Linked DNA regions of Homo sapiens: all the other regions are linked to region 3. A link is a loop called in an ENCODE intact Hi-C map of the cell type or tissue named here. Cell type or tissue: GM12878. All regions are shown on one strand. Region 1 holds the start of LOC102723406 (a long non-coding RNA gene). Region 2 has its middle 89 kb from the start of RFC3. Region 3 overlaps NBEA (neurobeachin). Region 4 overlaps DCLK1 (doublecortin like kinase 1).

Region 1 (2,500 bases), 1.6 Mb after region 3:
GAATTGGAGGCTGCAGTGACCTAGAATCACGCCACTGCACTCCAGCCTGAGTGACAGAGTAGGACTCTGTCTCTTTAAAAAGAAATTTTAAAAAAGTGAGAAAGGAAAAGAAAAGGGAGGCGGGAAGGAAATGAATAAGCATTGAAAACATTCTTCATGAATATCTGAACCCTATTATAAAAAAGAACAATTAAACATCATCTTGATTTTATTTTACCTTACCTTATGAATTTTTCCATAAGAAATCTAACGTATTAAAAGTCCATTACATTGTGCAAAATGCCAGTTTTAACAGTAAACATGACAGCATTAACTTTTGTGTGTTCCTACTTTGCCAGTTCTTGCTTCACTAGCTAAAGAGCCCTGTGTCTATGAAAGCTCCACAGCCATGGCTCTGTCATTTATTTTTCTGAAGAAGAAATATTATTATCTCCAAACCTGGGGCCTCAGGAATACCACATCAGACAATAAAAATGGGTCAGACTATAAAATGGGTCTAATACTAACAAGAGATTGAACATCATAGAAGAGTGGGCAAAGTCCATTTACCTAACTTATTTCATGTGATTCTCATAATTCTGATGTTAGATACTAAGACCTTATTATCTCAATTTTTTAAGTGAAATAATTGAAGTTTGCAGAGGATCAGGGACTTTTCTAGGTTCACTTAACTAGTGTCTAGCAGGACAATGCTTAACCAGTATTTCCTAACTCCAAGTTGTTTACTCTTTCCATTAGATCACCATCCATTCTCTCAAAAATCTAACTGAGGTTAGGTTGGACTACAGAGGAACGAACAGCTGTTTGGGATGATCAGCAGCTTAGAGAATAGCATTAGAACTTACAAGAATGTACCCAGGGTATTGAAATTTATAATAAAAACAAACCTCCCAATTACAAAATAATTTCAGGATAAAAAAGGTTTACACCTAATAAGGCCATTCTCTTCTTTCCCAAAAACTTCATGAAAAGTTAATGCAGACAGTTGGAGCATTTTAGCTCCTCTGCTGGTCTGGCCTCTGACTAAAAATAAACAAGCCCTCTCCCCTGCAGAAGCTTTGCTGAAGCCCAGCAAGAGGTTAGAGAAATAGCAGACATGGGCTTAGCTGATTTGATGCTAGGCTAAGAGAAAAATCCAGGCTTAAGGTCTCTGATGTGAAAAAGAGGAATGGATTGAGAGGGCACCTAACACCTAGTTTCAGTTCAGATACTAACTAGTTACATATGACCTTAAACACATTTTGAAACCCTTTATGATTACTTCCTACATCCTTTCTTAGTTATCTCAGAACATGACCTAGTGCGGAGTTTCTGACACTGTGATCCTTAGACTACCAGCCTCAGAACCACCTGGGAGTGTTTGTTGTTAAATGCAGATTCCTGGGCCCTACATCCAGACCTACTAAACGAAAATGCCCTCAGATGAACCCAGGAAAACCAAGGTATGCTTTCAAAGTTTGCATGCTTAAAATGTGCCAAACACTAGGAGGGCTTTTGAAATAAATTACACATAATTTTGATCCCAACCCCAACATTTACTGGAAAATTACTTCACCTTTATCTCTGTGGAGTTTGCAGCCCCAAGCCTTTTCTTCTCAGTCACACTCAGCCAGCTAAGCCTCTCTGGACCTCACTTTTCCAACCTCTGAAATGGGTAAGACAACATTCAGCATATTGAGTGGATATGAAAAATAAATGAGATCATGCATTTATATCTTCAGTGTGCCTAACAATTTATAACACGTAAAAAATAATAAATATTAGGTAACTTTACTTTGTAATAACAGGCCTTAGCATAATAATAGCAGATATTTGATACTTACTATACATAGTACCTGGCACATTCCATGTCTTAATTCATGTAACTATCATAATAATCCGATGAAGAAGGCACTATTATTATGCTCAGTTCTTCTAGAGAGGAAGAGTCTGAGGCATGGAAGGTTAGGTAACTTGCACAGGGTCACACAGACAGTAGGTGATGGAGTCACAAGCCCTCTATGCGAATCAGCTACAAAATTGAGAATTTCTCTTTTAGAATCACTGCCACCATCACTGCCTTCAACAAATACATGGCAGAGCTGCATCCCACTTAGAAGTTATGAAATTGGGGCCAGATTATTTTGATACATACCACATTTTGAGATACACTGCCAAATTAAGAGGCTAAAAAAATTACATCTCCTGAGTATTTAATGTTCCTCCCTATATAAGTATTATACTATTTTAATTATTATAGCTTTAAAATGTGGTTAAATATCTATTAATATTGATTAGGCCAGATACCCAATGGTGAAGAGAAGATATAATTGAAATTCATAAACTCATGGAAGGGAGAGGCATTTAGCATATTCACCAAACTCTAATAATAATATAATGAATATGTTAAAAATAGAAATCTTTTAAAAAATTTGCTGTGAATCCTGAAAACTAAACTATAAATTCTAAAATTTTGATATAATTATTGGGAAATTTTTAATTAAAATAATGCTTGCAGCCA
Region 2 (2,500 bases), 1.4 Mb after region 3:
TCATGCTCAGCAAGCATGAGTTCCCTTCTTTTCGTTCCCTCTCACTTGTTATTTGGCCCATGTTGTAATGGTTCTGCATCATTTCCTTCCCCACCTTCTACCCCCCACTGCTCCCCTCTTCACCCTCAAGTATCTCACACCCTTTGTGACAGAGGAAGTTCTTATTTCTATGTTTCTAGTGAAGCACTCTGTGTGTGTTAACATGTCTCTCTCTAGAAAATAGTTGGTGACCTTGCCTCCCTGCTCCATTATCCTAGCTGGGAAAATGTACTGATGCCCAACTCATTCATGTCAGTACATTTCAGCTAGCACTGATTGTTGCCTGCACCCCATGCTAGAAATGCTGAGAAATTCCACTGAAGTGTATGATATGATTCTTTTTGTCAAGAGCAGTCTCTTTCAGAAAGACAAATACTGTTCATAACATTCTTGCTACTTCCATTCCCACTACTTCGGCAGCTCTCCACCATTTATGGAGCACTTAGATACTCTGGGCTAGGCCTCTAGCATATGTGACAGGAAAGTTTTTAGCTCGTGCAAGGTATTGTTATAATGATTCCATTTTACAAATGAGGAAAACTGAAGTTTTTGTTTTGTTTTGTTTTGTTTTTGAGACGGAGTCTCACTCTGTCACCAGGCTGGAGTGCAGTGGCACAATCTCGGCCCACTGCAACCTCTGCCTCCCTGGTTCAAGTGATTCTCCTGCCTCAGCCTCCCAAGTAGCTGGGACTACAGGCGCCTGCCACCACGCCCAGCTAATTTTTGTATGTTTAGTAGAGACGGGGTTTCACCATGTTGGCCAGGATGGTCTCAATCTCTTGACCTCATGATCCACCTGCCTCGGCCTCCCAAAGTGCTAGGATTACAGGCATGAGCCACCGCTCCCGGCTGAAAACTGAAGTTTTAAGAGGTTAGGCAAACTGCTCAGAATTGCACAGCTCATAAGTATCTAAACTGGAGTCTGAATTTTGATCCATTTGACACCGAAGCCCTTAACCTTTCCATTTCTCAATAGAACAAAAAACAAATGAAATGTCATCTCGACACTTTACAATTTAGACAATATGCCATTTATATAGATTGTTTAAAACTTTTCATTAGAAAACAAAACAAAATCAATTTATGAAAGGGTAGACTTGACTCTTATCATGGGTCCAGATAAATGGTTCACCATTAATAAAGTCAAAGTGTGCACTCACTGAGCCGACATTCAGTACTAGGAGTACTTGCATAGCCTAGCAGGATTTTGGTCAGGACATTTTTTATGGGTGATTGTCTAAGATGGGCAATGTGTTCTACCACTTATTAAACTAGAAATGCTCCCCAAGGATTAGATTATAGATTTCCAGAGTCTCTTCTCTCCTCAGCATTGACTGTTTAAAGCAAATTTTCACTTAAATGCCCTTGAAGTCAAGTTGGACAGATTCAGTCCTGCCATATTCCAATAGCTCCATGTTCCCTCGACATGAACTCTCAGCTTTACAAGTACAAACAGGTGCTCAGGGTTCAAAATGACAGAGTTCACCGCAGTTTCCCAATAGCACATTATTCGTTTTCAGTTCCTGTTTCTAGCACTGAAATGGCACAGCCTTTAGCATGATTTAAACTGCCTGCTTAGAACCTAGCTGAATAATATTTGACTTTCAGCACTGCTGAAAGGATACTTAAAGCACAGACCTGGCATCTGTGTCATCTTCTGCAAATCAAGGTTGATTAATAACAAAATCACCTCGCCCTGGCATCCTGCCTTTCATCTGAGCAAGACTGAAGCTATTCCTGGAAAAAATCCAGCTTTCTTTTGCTACAGTCCTGAGACATGCCAACTGACACAGCAGGGGCAGGAAGGAAGGTCAAAGTTAGCATTTGAGTTTGGGCTGTGGGGAGGGAGGAGACAAGATGGCAACTGGTCCTTAAGAAACCCAGTGTGAAGGTTCTGTACGGTCAGGGCCCAGGGCTGACATCATGGGTGGGGCCACCATCATGCTTTCTCTGTCCAGCCAAGCTGGCACCCTTTTTATGGGCGAGCCTTCCTTCTGGAAATTGTTGATGTCATTAGTGGGTGTGGTTTCAGGCACTTTTCCCGCCTTTCTCCTGAAAACAAGTAGGTTATTCTTCTACATGAGAGAGTTCAATCTGTGCTCCATGGAAACTTGCCATGGCTCTAAGGACTTTTGAAAATGTGGAGTTTAGACTACGGGAATTTTTGTAGAGGAATTTTTTTCCTTCACAATTTACATTAAGAGGAAAAATATTCTGTCACTACTTTCTCCTAATTTTCACCTCACTGTGTCTTACAGCATTGCTGCCTACCTAAGAACACTGCAAGAATGTGCTAGAAAGTAGTAAAACCCATGCAAAGAAGATGCTTTGTGTTGTACTTGACATATATTGGACTCACTTGTATTGCAGTGCTTTCAACTAAATGTTTTCCTTCATGGCTCTTATCATATTTGTATCCATCTGGCCATTTGTGTAGTTTTTAATATTTTTCTGCCCCACC
Region 3 (2,500 bases):
ACACAACTCTCAATTTACCAGAATTTGGTATAAATCACCAGAGGAAAAGAGAGATTAAAGAAAAGGAGTGGTGTATGTATACTTGCACTCTTCACACACCATCAACAATTTATACTGTTCTTCTTAGCTCCATTTCCTTGGTTCAGCTGCTAATTTGATTAAGGCCCTACTGGTGACTTGCTCTGTTGCATTCCTCCTTCTGAACTGGAATGCTTCCCTTTGTGGACTTCTTGAGCAAATTCATGAATAAAACAGAAGAGTAAGGCCTGGGGAAAGTGTGTGAGGATATAGCCTATGGCTGCTAATGTTGAAGTTTCAAGGCTGCTCTGGTGATGGTGGTGGCATTAACAAAAGAACAGTAAGAAAAAGAGTCATGTAGAAAAAGCTTGTTAATGATGAAATACACTTAGAGATCAACTTGGAAACAGTGTCTCACCAACTAAAGCACATCTTAGTAAAATGAAATATTTCCCTCTGGCAAAGGTATGCTTTCTGAGCTTAAGGATGAGTTTCTAATACGGCAACAAGAACGTGGGTAATATGGGAAGCAAAATTCTATATTCTTTCCCATCTGAGCAAGTAGCTATGGAGTCTGCCTTGGTCTGAATCAAAGAATTTGTTTTTAATGACAACTAAAATACAAAGTTAACATTGACCTATTTTATTTTAAATGACATACACAATTAACATTAAATGCCTTTAAAATGTATTATATTAACACATTTCAATGTTTTATATAGAAACAAATCAAGACAAGGCTAGATTTTGTAAAATAAATGTTGAATCAGTAAATAAATGAAAATGTTAAATAACAAGGATTTTAAGAGTTTATTTATACTACAGATTTGAAGAGATATACAATATCTTTGATGAAGAATGCAATACTCTTCTGATGAAGTATTCATCAGAATTACCAGAGAAACATTTTCATAAGCACACACAGCTGGAACCCAACACTGATAAACAAAAGTGGTGGAAATAGAAATTTAAATGGTTAAAAATTTGCCTAAAAAGTACAGGTCTGGTTAAAATGTGTTTATAGCCTAGACCACCACTGAAATGCTAAAGTCATGTATTTATAAAATATAACCACTAGATGGAGGCAAAGTACTTACAGTTGGTGATGTAGCAGCAGAGAGCAAAGGTAAAATTCCTCCACAAGCAATGATGATGTTGTCTACCATTTGGGAAATGAGGTGAATTGTGTTATGTACAAAAATAATATTTTCATTGCTATTGACAAAATCCATTACAGACTTTGTAGAATGGCTAAAATACAGAAAACAGAAATGAGTATGTTTTGGCTTACTTAAATGAAAAGCTTAGACAATTAGAATAACAAGTGAAAAATTATAGAACTGTAGGAGCTAGCTATATTTAAAATTAAATTATAAAATAAAGCAATTTATAATTGAGATATCATATTACCAAAAACTAAGCATTCATCTCCACAGGATTTTGTTGTATCCAAGTATATTAACTCATTATATTATTACTTTGCTTGAAAAATACAGTACTAGATTCTAAGACATATGACTGACTCAACAAATTTGGCTAAAAATATTTATTTTGCCAAATCTGATTGTTTTTTGTTGAAAGGCAAAACCTTTTAAATATAAAAAGTATGTCTAATGTTAAAAATAATATGGAAACTCAAAATATAACCAATTCAAAATTTTCATAACCATAAATAAAATTTGAAACCGAAAACCTAAAAATTTAACTGAAAGTTCTATTTTGTAGGCAGTTTCAATTTGTCACATCCCCAATGACTTCAGCCCCACCTTTGACTAGTCACATTGAAATGTATACTGCTAAAGAAGTGACATGATAGGGGAGTATAAATAAATCAGTACAAATTCAAGAACTTATTTAATAAGAAAAGGAAAAAATCTCAAAGTAAGTTGGTAGTACAGTGTTCTCATACAAAACATACAATGTAGATGTCAAAAAAATACCCTGCTTTCGTTTGGTGTCAGTCAAGAATATAATTTTTTTTTTTTTTTTGAGAAAGGATCTCTGCTGTCACCCAGGCTAGAGTGTAGTGGTGGGATCATGGCTTAGTGCATCCTCAACCTCCCTGGGCCCAGGAGATTCCCGAGTAGCTGGGACTACAGGTGGACACCACCACGCCTAGTTAATGTTTGTAAAAACAGGGTCTTGCCCTGGTCTCGAACTCCTGAGCTCCAGCTATCCTCCCGCCTTGGCCTCCCAAAGTGCTGGGATTATAGGTGTGAGCCACCACACCTAGCCTGAACTGTTTTTTAATGGGAAAAAAATAAGATTAAAAAAAAGAAATTACTTCATGGTCAAAATTGAGTCAATAATTCTCACCCTTTTAGAGTTGTGAATTATTATCTATCACTGTGTATCTTAAATTTCAAGATGTTTCTCTCTGTCCTAAAAATAAAGTGTTACCTTTAAAAAATTTAAATTACATTAAATTCTACCTGGGTAATTTCATGAGAGCCCATTAAAGAAAACAAAAACACAGAGTAGG
Region 4 (2,500 bases), 630 kb before region 3:
AAATAATATTCCAAAGTATGACTGCCAAGAAAGATTATTCTGCTATGAAGCAAAATAAGTGGGAGGTAGAAGAAAAATTTTTTATAAATGGTATATTCTATAAAGACTATTTGATAATTTAATAATTTAATATAATGATTAATTTGCTCACATCATTAAAAGTTCAGGAATTGATATAATACAGTGATGACTTCTCTTTGATAGATTTACAAAAACTGGTTTCAGCATAAATTTCATTCAAACAGAATTTTCCTAGGTATATACGCTCTCCCCAGAGGCTATAAAATAATGTATTTTAAACCGCCTTTACCATGGGACTAATTTTTTAGAATTACATACACCCTTTAGAATGTTTTAAAAATTATTATTTAGGACATAGTGTTAGTTTGTGGTTTGGTGGCAGTTGGGGAATCAACAATTAAATAATTAATTTTTAACTAGTACTTCTCATTCCTTAGTTAGAAACCTAACTACCTGCTGGAGATCACCAATGCTCATCAGAGAATCTGTGACACTCTTTCTTTCTTAGAATGACAAAAGAAAAAAGCATACTGTCATAACCGGCAGCCTCTCTCACAGGTGTAATTTATGATATGAGAGTAGTTTAACATGTACTCATGTTCTGAATTGTAGTGTTTTTTGTTCATGTTGTCATTTTTTTCTTCTGCTTCACAGTCTGTACATTATTAGGACCAAAGAAAGGACAAATGACAACTTTATATTAAGGTCGCAAGAGGGCCTCGAGTTGGCTAGGACAGTAATTACCAGCTGGAGGTTCACAGGGATCACACACCCTCCTGAAGGAGGAAAGGTGCTCTGACATTAGGTCAAGCCATGGGATTAGGTGGAAGGCATTGCATTCCTTAGAATTGCAGCATTCTGTGCCTCTCAGAGAGACGCCATTGTCCCTCTGCTGCCTTTCTCAGTAGTTGGGGGATTTGAAAAAAAAAAGAGAGAGAGAAAGGGAAACAAAAGGTTATTAAAATGCAATTTATAGACATGAAATGAATTAGAGATGACATTTTAACGGTGAACTTTTTGAGAGCTGAGGGAAGAGAGAGAGGCATTATTAGATTTGCTCAGCTTGATGAAGAACCGATGACTAAGATGTCAGTTCCAATTTATTTTTCCTCATTTAACACTGTTTATTATTTTAACCAATAATTTTCCTAATGCTTTAAAGTTCTTCTTTTGCATTTTGCTCATGCAAATAGAGCGTTTCAGTCTAATTGAACAAATCCATACTAATCAGCATGCATATAATTGTGACACTGGGAAGCTTAGTTCTAAAATGAGACCTGTTATATGACACTTTGCCTGTAGATGGCAATAGAAAGCTAATTACTAAGTAGCTGTCTTTGTGGCCAAGCATACACCTTCATCTTCCTGAGAGCCAGTATACTTTGATTTTTTTCTCAATAAAATGAAACACACATTTTTAAAAAGATTAAAACTTCACATTGCATTTTATGCACACTTGGATAGCCTAGTTTATAATCAGAGCACAAAATCCTCCAAGCAGTTTTTAGTTTAAATGCCTGGTGCCCTGGCATGTTTTTGAAATGCCTTTGTGAATTTAGAAGCAGAAACTGTCATCAGCATCATACCAGTAACGCACTTGAAAGAACACATGAGCCCCTCTGAAGAAAGGTGTCCAAGTCGCATCCTCTCGTGGGCAGAATGGGGAAGCGGGTACACAGCATGATTAGTGTCCTTCAGGTTTGGGGGATTGAATCTTTTATCCCCAGGTACCCAAAAGCTAACATCTTATTCCAGGATGAACAACTTTGAGAACTTCTCCTGTCTTCTATTTATTGTACTTTGTGTTAATCAAAAGCACTTAACTGTTCATATGCATTTTTATTATACAAAGAAAACTATTTTTTGTTTTATTTCACTTTCCATATTTTCATAGAGAAAATTTATTGACTGTTTTATACTCTATCTTCTTAGTTTAGAAATGTAATTAAGATTCACCTTTAATTAGATCATATACCTTTTATAAAAAGGAAAAGAAAAGAAAAGATTCACCTTTAAGAGTAGCTCTGCTTTTGAAGATTAACTCAGAAATTTAAATGCTGTAATTGATGAGGTTTCAAAACCTGATTCTTTTCCTCTTTCATTTCATAGTTATGAAGCCCTCAAATTTAAGCCTTATGCGGTAATACTCTATGGGGTCCAATCTGCTTTCTCTTAAGTGGCTAATGCTCATTTCAGTACTTTATTGAATTGTGAAGCATTTTCTATTCTATGGCATATGAAGAGGTGTTTATATCTTTTGAAATTGAGAGGACATGATTAAAATGGTCATTCAAAAACTTGTTTGAAGAACTAGATCTATTTGAGCAAATTGGCCTCCAAAATAGTCATGAGGTGTCACTTCCTGCCTTTTTGTTGTCAGTATGCAGACTTAGGATATTAGCTAGTTACCCTGCAGAAGAGGCATCGTAACTATATATACATATAGAATCAATGAAGAACAGCTTGGTCTGGAGTCTTA

Evidence for each region. Peaks named below come from ENCODE experiments on the same cell type or tissue, not always from the same donor. Only the 100,000 strongest peaks of a DNase experiment are listed, where the experiment ranks them.
Region 1: it touches region 3 in a loop (7-fold over the local background); 9 of 110 quality-filtered maps call a loop at or near these places.
Region 2: a loop joins it to region 3, with 12 times the contacts of the local background. A loop is called at or near these places in 8 of 110 quality-filtered maps.
Region 4: it touches region 3 in a loop (6-fold over the local background); 2 of 110 quality-filtered maps call a loop at or near these places.

Annotation. Positions count from the first base shown.
Region 1 is chr13:33,553,873-33,556,372 of GRCh38, reverse strand. It overlaps LOC102723406 (a long non-coding RNA gene), which reads right to left and starts at 1,640. Exons shown (of 6, transcript XR_007063750.1): 1 at 1,556-1,640. It also overlaps a transcript of STARD13 not described here. In GM12878, no CTCF peak of the experiment used is centred here; a DNase peak (open chromatin) is centred at 1,254; H3K27ac peaks cover 879 bases.
Region 2 is chr13:33,727,959-33,730,458 of GRCh38, reverse strand. No RefSeq gene overlaps it. Among named protein-coding and RNA genes, the nearest start is that of RFC3, 89 kb to the left of the region's middle. In GM12878, no CTCF peak of the experiment used is centred here; DNase peaks (open chromatin) are centred at 110 and 1,558; H3K4me3 peaks cover 522 bases; H3K27ac peaks cover 2,500 bases.
Region 3 is chr13:35,163,125-35,165,624 of GRCh38, reverse strand. It overlaps NBEA (neurobeachin), which reads right to left. Exons shown (of 59, transcript NM_001385012.1): 24 at 1,116-1,269. Among named protein-coding and RNA genes, the nearest start is that of NBEA, 220 kb to the right of the region's middle. In GM12878, a CTCF peak has its summit at 1,118 (motif pointing right); a DNase peak (open chromatin) is centred at 1,104; H3K27ac peaks cover 593 bases.
Region 4 is chr13:35,788,338-35,790,837 of GRCh38, reverse strand. The region is part of intron 16 of DCLK1 (doublecortin like kinase 1); the gene reads left to right. Among named protein-coding and RNA genes, the nearest start is that of LINC00445, 92 kb to the right of the region's middle. RefSeq lists an enhancer at 612-1,113. In GM12878, a CTCF peak has its summit at 1,319 (motif pointing right); a DNase peak (open chromatin) is centred at 1,319.